2 separate regions of the Homo sapiens genome follow, and region 2 is linked to region 1. A link is an interaction called in ENCODE POLR2A ChIA-PET data of the cell type or tissue named here. Cell type or tissue: PC-9. All regions are shown on one strand. Each heading gives the region's core, and the rest is flanking DNA. Links, peaks and the distances in the headings are about the cores only.

Region 1 (5,372 bases), core at 70-5,069:
GGAGCCACTGGAAGCTGGAGGAGGTAGGCACAGATTCCCCTAGAGTCTCCAGAGACTACAGCCCTGGCAACACCTGCATTTCAGACTTCTGGTCTCCAGAACTGTGAGAATCAGTTTCTCTTGTTTCAAGACACTGAAGTTGCGGTAATTTGTTCTGGCAGCTCCAGGAGACTAATAGCACTGTCTAAGATCATTAGAGTTTGGTTTCCATTACTCTACCTAAAAAGGTCCTGGTTTATACACGGTGTTAAGTCTGGCCAAGCCTCAAGGCTGAGTCCAGCTGTGGCCCCCATGACCAGGAATGGGTCATGCGTTGTTCCTCCACATCTGAATGTCAGCCTCCTTGTCCTGCCAGGGCGCTGTCGGTTTTGTGCATGGGCTTTGGGAGACTGCAGTCCTGCCCCCACACTGCCCTCCTGTGACTGGGTCTCTGTTACCTGTTGCCTGGCAGGTGGCTGGGAGTGGAGGTGATGCGAAAAGGCAGGTGCTGGAAGCATCTGTGGATTTATTACTGGAAACTTCACGGCTCATGAATGTCCATCCTGGTGTGGAGCCCGGTGATTAGGTGCAAGGTTGAAGTGGAAACCACTTACCGCCCACTAAGCGAGTCAGGCCGGGCCATGCTCACAGAACCAGCTCATTTTTGCATGAAATGTGGACACGGGTTGGTGGAATTTCCAGAGGGCCAGGAGGACAGGGGCTGTGCAGGGCTTTAGGAGCAGTCTCTCAACCAGACAGCAGCTTGCCAGTGAGCCTGGCATGCTTGTGAGCTGAAGCAGAAAGGCACAGCCCTGCCTTGCCGGGCTGCTGGGAAGCCCTGGATCGGAGGATGTCTCGGGAAGCTGCTCTGCTGGGGGCCTGTCTCTCCACACCCAAGCGAACCTTCAGTTCAAGGCAGAAGAGAGAGAGAAAAATTAAGATGAGGACACACACTAGAAAGTAAAACACACACAAACTCAGAAATGGAGTCTTCAAGGGGCAGGAACCAAACGTGGAAGGAAAGGCTTACAGGGCATGCCAGTGGGCCCTGGCAACTCCATCCAGCACATTTGAGATAGCCATCGGGATCTTCCGGTCTATGGCTTTCTTGTTTCCAGGACACAGGGTGGAAGGGAGTTCTTGTTATACAGCTGGTACCTGCAGGGCTGCAGGGCGTGTGTCTGTTCAGACGTGACCCATACAGATGCCAGGAATGACACTGCTGTTGTTGACAGAATTTGTCAAAATGATGACCAGCTGATGATAAGTTTTAAGGAAAACGAAGTTCAGTTTTCCCTTGATGTACACAGTAGTTGCACTGCTGGAAAGCTGGCTGTATATTAAACCAGCTCTCAAGTACTTTGTGTTTATAACTGGGTTAGGTTCTCCACGCAAACAACTGGGAATGGACTTTTTCATTCTCAGAAATATCCAGCAGGCCTACCAGGCATGCTGCCCCCTCAGGGCCTCTGCACCTGCCATCCCTGTTTGGAATGCTCTTCTCCCAGACCTCCACATTCCTTCCTGCCCCCTCCACTCATCGTTCTGCTCAGCTGTCACCTTAGCAGAATGGCTTCCCCTGGCCACACTATGTTAAGTAGCAATCCCCCCAGCACTTTCTACCCCTAACCCTACTTTTACCTTTCTTCACAGAGCTTATCTGACATTTTATTATCAACTCCCCTGGAGGACATGGAGTTTTCTGTTTTGTTCATTGCAAAATCTCTGATCCTGACACAATGCCCTAGCCCTGATGTGCTCAATAAAAATTTGTTGAATAACTAGGTGAATAAATCTAGAGAATTAATTAATTCACTTAAGCAGCATAAAACAAGATACCTAATTCTACTACCTTTGGCCTATAGTGCTCTGTTCCACAAAGTCATTCAGGGACCCAGTCTCCTTCAATCCTGTTGTATTACCATCTTCACCATAAGCCTTCAAGGTTGATGGAGACAGTGGAGGAGACACTGTTACTGTGAATGGCCTTGAAATGACACATCATTGGTGAGGGCTGGTCCCAAGGCATCTGGGTAGATGCCACGGGCCCAGGCCATGCAGTCGAAGCTGTGGACTCAGGAAGAGGAAATGTGTGGTAAGCATCTGGCCCAGTTTGCTATTCTGATCACCAAAACCAGTTTTGTGCTTCCTCTCCTACATGGGTCACAGGCACCCTCTCCTAGGGGGACAATACGAGGTCACACCCCGCCCAGACCTCCAGGTGATGCAGCCTCCCTCAGGTGGCTCTTTGAAGTCCACAATCCTGAATTAACAAGACAGCTTAATCCACCTCCCACCCAGCAGGTAGTGATGAGAACAGGCAGGACACCCTCCTAGGCCCTCCTACCCAGGAAGGAGCGGGTGCAGATGCAGCAATTGCTGCTCTGCGGTGTTTTTGCAATCCTGCTGGGCCCTGTCCTGGGCTGGGGGGAGTCCTCGCTCAGGCCCAGTTCTGCTCTTGGGCCCACATCTGAGCTTGTAAAGCCCTCGCTGGACACAGCTTTCACAACCATTTTCCTGCCTGAAGGTGGATTTAAGACTTCCTCAATTGCCACCGTTTTTTTTTTTTTTTTTTTTTTTTTTTAAGGCTTTGCTAATGGTTTCTTAAATTTACTACATCTTTATTTATTTCCAGGCAGGTCCAGGGTCAGTGACTACATTCATGGTTTGTTCCTGGAAACAGTTCTCATGTCAGCTTTTTCTTTGCTTCCTTAACCACGTGCCCCTCCCTCAAGCTGGTGGCTTTGCAGTTTCCATGCTCCAGTGGGAAGACCACACCCTTCATTGGATGGTCACCATGAGGCCCAGTCACTGTGTTCAACTAAGTCTCATGGGGCCTTTGTTGCTCACCTGCACCTCTTACTGGTTGGAGACTAGAAGCAGTTGGCTTTTCCAGAATTGCAAGGCCCTGGTTAACATCTTTCCATCTTTTTCCCTTCTGCTTGTAAACTGGCTAATTCTTTCTTGAAGTAAACTTTTTCTCGTGATGCCTCGCCAAAAGCAGCCAGTAACAATCAACACATATTTGTTGTTGTTGTTGTTGTTTATTCCCCTCAAGTCAAAAAGTCAGCAGACATGGAGTTTGTTTTCCGAGTTATCGAGTGAAACGGCCTTACCAGATGTTTTGCTCCGCCTGGCAGGGACCTCAGTTGTCCTGCCAGCTGCACCTGTCTTATCACTGCTCGCCACCTGGCCACACGCTGAGCCAGTGCCATGTACTTAAGGGTTTGGTTACATGTGCACTGCACTTCAAAGTGCTGATTTGTATATTAGTGAGAATAAGAAAAGCTAACTAGTGTAACAAAGCCCCAAATCTCAGTGGATCAGCAGAGTGAGTTTGCTTTCCAGTGATGCAAAGGCCAGCACAGCTCTTACTGATCAGGCGGCCGGCCTCTAAGGGGTGACTCAGGGACCCACAGTCCCTCCAGTCTTTAACATGTGATCCGTAGGAGAGTCCCCTGTGGGAGCATTTGTGTGCCACGTTTGGAATTGGTGCCCATCACTTCTTCCAACCTTTCCTTGGCCATGGCTTAGCTTGGTCCCAACCTAACTGCAGGGAGGCTGGGAAATGATGAGCTGTGGGCCCAGTAGGTTTGGTAAACACAGCATTGTCTCTGCCACAGTACCACCAAATCACAGGGTTTCTATCCTGTTACTGTTGGTGGCTCTCATAACCCTCCCTGGAAGAGTTTCAAGGTCCTTCTCAACTTGTTTGCAGCCACTAGTCCAGCCATTTCCCTCCCTAAGCCAGACCTGAGCTCTGGTAGGCAGGCCTCCTCCAGGCTCCTGCCCTCACCTCAGGCCCTGGCCCTAGTACCCTGCCATCTTCCCCTACAGGAGTGACCGTCTTGTGTTTCCTCCTTCTTTCAATGACCTCATCCTTCTGGAAGGAACTGCTAGCACTGGGAATCTGCACTCTGCACTGAAATACATGACTCTGACCCATTCTGAGGGCAGGAGCCAAATAAAAGGGGGCAGGACACACAGGAGGCCCCCAAACAAGGCCTTGCCAATGGGAGTAACTTCCTCAAAACTTCAAGGCCGAGGAAAACACTGGCCACGGCTGAGACCTGTCAGCACACCTGAGATTTAGCAGTTTGGAGACAACCTAGAGGACATTCAGGAGCCTGTGAGGAGAGCGCAAAGTGGAGGGATAACAGCACCACTGGAGACAGTGGTGTGGTTAGTGGAGCAGTGAGACGGCTGTCCATACCTCACTGCTCAGATCTGTCCCTGCCCCCACGGGCCCAGCTGCCCTGTAGGCACACAAAGGCTGTGTGGAAGGTCTGTGGCTCACAAGCTGCCTGGAGGGCTGTCTGAGGTACCTGCCAGGGGTTTTCACCCTCACCTCCGTTAACTGTCAAGTGCTCCCTCTGACGCAGTCTGAAAACTGGTAAACGCTTTTTTTTTTCCCTTAAGGTTCTAATGACCAAAATGTAAATATAGGCAAAACAATGCAAAATCAAAATGAAACACTCAGAACAAAAGCCACATTTTTACCAGATCTACTTTTATTTCAGAAGGAAGTTTGTATTATAGTATTTACTTTTGTTTATATACAAGTTCTTCACATTTGTGTTTAAAATGCACAGACCTCCCTTAGTTCTCTTGTTCCTGCTTAAATTAGCTGTTATTTTACAATACAAAAAATACCAAAAAATTGCAGTCCTAAATGTATGTATAACACCCACAATCCCCGCGATGAAATAGTTTACAATACTTACTCCATATTTACATGAGTGTAATAGATGCTAAATTATACATATTAACAAACTAAGCTTGAATCCAAACAAACGAAATCGTAAATAACTATAAAACAAAAACATTTCCAGAGCCAGAATTAGTTCAACGAAACAGGCTTCACTAGTGTTTAGAATGTTTTGTGCACAAATTCAGTTACTGAAAATCAATTCCATTACTGCCTTTAAAAGATGAGGTGCCAATTTTCCTCTCCATTTCAAAACATCTCCTTGTAGGCAGGGTGTTTGACTCTCATCAAGGGGCAATATCTCTTGGTGGGCCTGGCTATCTAGAAACCACCGCAATGGCTGGAGCCAAGTTTGGTCAATGGGGTAAACATTTCAGAAGGTAGGCAGGGCATGCCCTGAGGCCAGGAGGCCTCTGCCGTCCTGGCTGTGTCCTCAGGATGGCCAATTCTCACAGAAACCACCACAAGGAAAGATCTCCTGGGATGACAGGGGTGTGAGGACTTGGATTTTGTTTTAATTCTAAAATCTATTTTTACATCTCAGTCACTACCCTAGCATTAGCTTAAGTTAGTGTTTAGCAAATACTTGTTGAATGGATGGATGAATAAATGAAATGGAAGGATCAAAGATGTTCATGAAAACACCACCATCTCCCAAGGAAGTGAATCAGCCCCTGGCCCCAGT
Region 2 (5,372 bases), core at 318-5,317, 340 kb after region 1:
GAGAAGCTGCCTCTGTTTTCACAAAGGAAATAAATCCACTGGAACATGAACAAGCATTGCGGGCTTTGATGCCTGGACTCAGAGAGAATCTTAATGTTCTTTTTCTCAGCACAAATCAAGGATGCCAGTAACTGCCAAAGAGCCAGACAATGCCAAAGGCCATGGAATACATTGGGCATATCTGAGCCTGACTCAGCTTTTGTAGACGGACATAATTGGGCAGGACTTTTGATTCTGTGAATATTTATGCTATAAATCACCTATTCTTTTTTGGATTTTTGTTTTTGTTGTTGTTTTTAAAGGGGGATGAGTCTTTCCTGGGCACTTATCTAACAGGAGGAGAAGGAGCATATCTTTATTCCAGCAATCTACAGTCCTGGCCTGAGGAAGGTAAGGAGCTATGACTTTAATGTTTTTGGCCATGTCTGGGTCCCTCATTTGCAGATGTCAGCATGGGTGTTGTAATTAATAATACATCTTCTATTTGAACACAATTGTGGTACAGAAATGTTTTCCTACAGCTTTTCTCTCGACCCACCCACTTTGTAGATGAGGAAATTTATGCTAGGAAGGGCTGATCACAGAACTGTACCTGGTCCTTTTGTTGCTGCCTGAGGTTAGTTAGCTCTCTCAATGGGCTAGGGCAGCAGCATTTCCAGAAATAGAATTTGTGGACCTAAACAGAAGCTGGATTCATTTCTCTTGCTGTGTAACAAATGACCACAAATTTAGTAGCTTAAAACAACACCCTCTTATTATCTCACAGTTCTCCAGGTCAGAAGTTCAGGCAGGCTTGGCTGGACCCAGATCTCTTGAGGTCAAAATCAAGGCATCAGCCAGGCTAGGCTCTTATCTAGAGCCTCTGGGGAAGAATCTTCTCCCAATCTCAGCAAGGATGTTGTTTCCTTTCGCTTGTAGGAATGAGGTCCCCATTTTGTTGGTGGCTGTCAGACAGGGATCCTCTCAGCTCCTCCTCCCAGAAGTCCTTGCTCTTGTGACCCCCTCCATCTCAGCTATAAAGAACCTTCTTGTATTGAATCTCTCACACACTTTGAGTCTCTCTAATTCCTCTTCGGCTATCAGCATGTCAAGTTTTTGCCTATCCCAGCCCACCCTCTGCCCCCCATAATTCATGTCCCTTGTTACCTCCTCCCAAGGGTCTCATCCCATTATGGCTACAGTTCAAAGTCCTAAATCTCATGGGCTTAAATATCTAAAATCTCATGATCAAGCTCATCTAAGTCCCATGTAAATGAGGCTTGGGAGTGTAATCTGTCTACAGCTCCTGAACATAGTTCTCTCCATGTCTGTGGACCTACGAAACTAAAGAGACAAGTCATCTGCCTGCAGCCCTCCCAACATGCAAGGTGGGACTGGCATAGACTTCAGGTTCACAAAGAGGAAAAACAGAAGGTAAAAAGGAGTCACCAGCCCATGGCAGCTTTGAAATTCAGCTGGGCAGACTTCAGTTCCTTGATAAGGTTTCAAGGCCTGGGAATAATTCTGGCTCTCAGCTCTGCCTCGGTGCTCTTGGTTCTACCCTGTTTGCTCTTGGTTTGCTCTGGGCTCATGGCTCCACCCTCTGAGCTTATAGCTACACCGCTGTCATCCTTCCTTTTTCAGTGAAAGGTAGTACTTTGTTTGTAGCTGAGCAGTTTTAACAGCCTGCCTCTTGCCAGTAGAATTTTGAGGGTCCAACAGTCTCCTTCAATTTTATATGTTATCTGTCCCTTTCAATCCAAACTGGCAGTGTTTCTGCTCATATGAAATCCTCAAAAACCTTGTTGGTCTTGCATGGATTTTACAGGGATTTACTGCAAGTTCCTCTTTGGCTTCCTCAAAATAACATTTTCTTATGACTCCTGTTCTTTCCCTGTTGAATATAGCCTTTATGTGAGGGAGGAGTTCTGACTTACTCTACAAATTCCTCAACCTCTACTAAGCAAATCCCCTTTCTGGATGATTTGTTCTTCTTGTTGAAAATATTCTATCCGGTGGCAAATTCCTCTCCCTGTTCTCAGATCACTGGTTCAGCTTCTGCCCCTTCATTCACACAGAAGACAAAGCACAAGGAGTTCTGGTTTTCTATCCACATACTGCTGGAGTGGTAATGGCATTTGTTAACACATCTGTCCCTGCACTTCTGCCTCTCCAGATCCTGGTGCAGAGAACCCAGGAGTTAAGAACATTTGCTGAAGGCAGGGAGTATGTGGTAATACTACCAGCCTTGAGGCAAGATTGCATAGTGTTTTGAAAGCAGATTGTAGGCACAACACAGAGGTGGTTTGTGCTGTGTCATCCTTGAGCCAATTATAATATTTAGCCGGGATATTTGCCAAAATTAGTTTGCACCTTCTTAGCAGAGGGCCTTGTTAGAAAAATAGTCTTGCATTGTATTGAGTTATCCAGCAAGATTCAGTGTATCCTAAGGTCTCTGTGCAAGATAAAGGGCACAGCCAGGGATTTCTGGAGGCTTATTAGTCATAGTCTTTTGATAACTTAAATTTTAAACTTTCTTTGTTGCTGAGGGGAATCTAGTTTGAATTAGGAGATGGTTTTCTGAGGCAGGGAAATTGAATAGAAGCAGAGAATTTAAACAGGAGTCTCCCCTTCCTGTGGATAAGCATTTTACCACTTTGGGATTCAGATCAGGAGCTGATGTAGGTTTTGTGGGGCTTGAAGTTTGTACCATTTGTGGACTCTCTTGAGGAAAATACTACAAAATGATTAGGGCTCTTCTTAGAGCCTTAGAAGGGGACTTGGGCAGGTAAGGGGTCCTGAAGTTCAAGTGTCTTTAGTGTCTTTGTCTTTATAAATCTGCCTTTACTTGGGACTGTGATGAGTTTGAAATTTATCTGTTCCCATCCCCTGAAGGTACTTATCTTCAGCTCCTCAGGATGCATTATCTTTATTGATCTTCATATCCTGAGTCCCATAGAAGGTGAAAACTCGCCTGATGTTGTGCAAGTTGTTATTTTTTCCATACTTTTTTTTTTTTAAAGCCCCCTCACCCTGACTGAGATGTAGTACAAGTTAATGGCAGCATCTAGAGGGTAGTCCAGGTCTGGAGGATAGTACAGGTCTTCTGATTTTTCACCCAGCAATTACTTACAGATGAAAAGAATAGTACTTCCTGGCAGGGTGTGGTGGCTCATGCCTGTAATCCCAGAACTTTGGGAGGCCAAGGCGGGCGAATCACCTGAAGTCGGGAGTTCGAGACCAGCCTGACCAACATGGAGAAACCCCGTCTCTACTAACACTACAAAATTAGCCAGGCGTGGTGACGCATGCCTGTAATCCCAGCTACTCGGGAGGCTGAGGCAGGAGAATCGCTTGAACCTGGGAGGCAGAGGTTGTGGTGGGCCAAGATTGTGCCATTGCACTCCAGCCTGGGCAACAAGAATGATCTCTGTCTCAAAAAAAAAAAGAAAAAAAAGAAAAAAGAGAATAGTGCTTCCTTTACCTTGAAGTTTTTTTCAGCTCTAGAACTGTTTCTCTTCACCAGTTAGTGGTGTCTGCTATCACAAGATGTCTTGCTTTTCAACTTCCCATTCATTCGTGTCCTTCATGTGCCCTTCTCTTCCCCGCCCTGCTGTCTGTGGCCAGGCAGGCTGCCCAGTACCTAATCCTCAGGAACCTGCTTTAGAGTTTTACCACACATGCCTATATACCTAGACAATATCTTATTTTGAACTTAATACAAATAGAATCATAATGTAGACCTGCTTTTTTTGCTCAGTATTCCTAGGATTCATCCAGTTTGTTGTATGTAAGCCATATAGCTTACTCATTTTCATGGCCCTATAGTATTCCTTTGTATGAACATGCAGTATCATTTTGACTCTTTGTGGACATGTGAGTTATAGTTTTTGTGCTAGGTGCAGTGGCTTGTGCCTGTAATCCCAGCTTCTCAGGAGGCTGAAGTGGGAGGATCACTTGAAGCTAGGAGTTCAAGACCAGCCTGGGCAACAGAGTGAGACTCTTGTTTCTACAAAAGAATTTTTTAAATTAGCCAGCATCTGTAATCCCAGCACTTTGGGAGGCTGAGGCAGGAGGATTGCTTGAGCCCACAGTTCAAGACCAGTGAGACCCCATCTCTACCCAAAAAAAAAAAATTAGCCAGGCATGGTGGCATATTCCTGTAGTCCCATCTACTTGGAAGGCTGAGACTGGAGGGTGGCTTGAGCCCAGGAGTTCAAGGCTGCAGTAAGCTATGATCTCACCACTGTACTCCAGCCTGGTTGACAGAGCAAGACCCTAACTCTAAAAAATAAATAAGTAAATATAGGCTTTTTTTGGTATTGCAGACTGTACTGTTATGAGCATTCTTGTGCATGTCTCTTGGTCCACATGGGCAAATGTTTCTGTAGGGTTGGAATGAAGAGTAAAAATTTGGAATTTTAGTATGAGCCCACATATGGCTTTTTTTGATGAGGCCAGACTGTTTTACAAATTGATTGTCCCAAATTATACTTCCAGCAGCAGCATACAGGTATTTGAGTTTTTCCATATTCTGGCCAACACTTGCTGTTTTGCCAGTTTTGCCACTGTGGTGAGTGTGCAGTGCTGTTATTATTAGGATTTTAATTTACATTTCTCTTATTATTAGTGAACCGTCTTTATTTATTGGCCAAGCTATTATACTTCCCTTCTGTTAAATGCTTGTTCTTGTTTTTTGCTCATGTTTCTTTTAGATTGCCTTTTTCTTGTTTATTTTAGGAATTTTTTTTTTTTTCTTGAGACTAAGTCTCACTCTGTTGTCCAGGCTGGAGTGCAGTGGCGCAATCTCAGCTCACTGCAGCCTCTACCTCCCAGGTTCAAGCAATTCTCATGCCTCAGCCTCCCGAGTAGCTGGGACTACAGGCGTGCACCATCAGGCCCAGCTAATTTTTGTATTTTTAATAGAGACGGGGTTTCGCCATGTTGGCCAAGCTGGTCTTGAACTCCTGACCTCAGGTCATCTGCCCACCTCGGCCTCTCAAAGTGCTGGGATTACAGGCGTGACCCACTGCGCCTGGCCTATTTTAGGAATTCTTTCTTTCTTTCTTTCTTTCTTTCTTTCTTTCTTTCTTTCTTTCTTTCTTTCTTTTTCTTTCTCTTTCCTTTCTTTCTTTCCTTTTCTTTTTTCTTTTCTTTCTTTCCTTTCTTTCTCTTTCTTTCTCTCTCTCTCTCTCTGTTTCTCTCTCTTTCTCTCGATCATTAGTTCGTTTGTTCATCTTTCTTTTCTTTCTTGATGGAGTTTCACTCTTGTTGCCTGGGCTAGAGTGCAATGGCACGATCTTGGCTCACTGCAACCTCTGCCTCCCAGGTTTAAGCGATTCCCCTGCCTCAGCCTCCCGAGTAGCTGGGATTACAGACATGCACCACCATGC

The links. ChIA-PET counts read pairs that join two places held together with the same protein. Peaks named below come from ENCODE experiments on the same cell type or tissue, not always from the same donor. Only the 100,000 strongest peaks of a DNase experiment are listed, where the experiment ranks them.
Region 2: POLR2A ChIA-PET joins it to region 1 with 5 read pairs; 3 of 35 experiments call an interaction of 5 or more read pairs at or near these places.

Annotation. Positions count from the first base shown.
Region 1 is chr20:3,650,219-3,655,590 of GRCh38, reverse strand. It overlaps ATRN (attractin), which reads right to left. Exons shown (of 29, transcript NM_139321.3): 29 at 4,473-5,372. Among named protein-coding and RNA genes, the nearest start is that of GFRA4, 10 kb to the left of the region's middle. In PC-9, for the core only: no CTCF peak of the experiment used is centred there; no DNase peak of the experiment used is centred there.
Region 2 is chr20:3,310,051-3,315,422 of GRCh38, reverse strand. It overlaps DNAAF9 (dynein axonemal assembly factor 9), which reads left to right. Exons shown (of 37, transcript NM_001009984.3): 20 at 303-390. Among named protein-coding and RNA genes, the nearest start is that of SLC4A11, 74 kb to the right of the region's middle. In PC-9, for the core only: no CTCF peak of the experiment used is centred there; a DNase peak (open chromatin) is centred at 2,242; H3K27ac peaks cover 2,132 bases.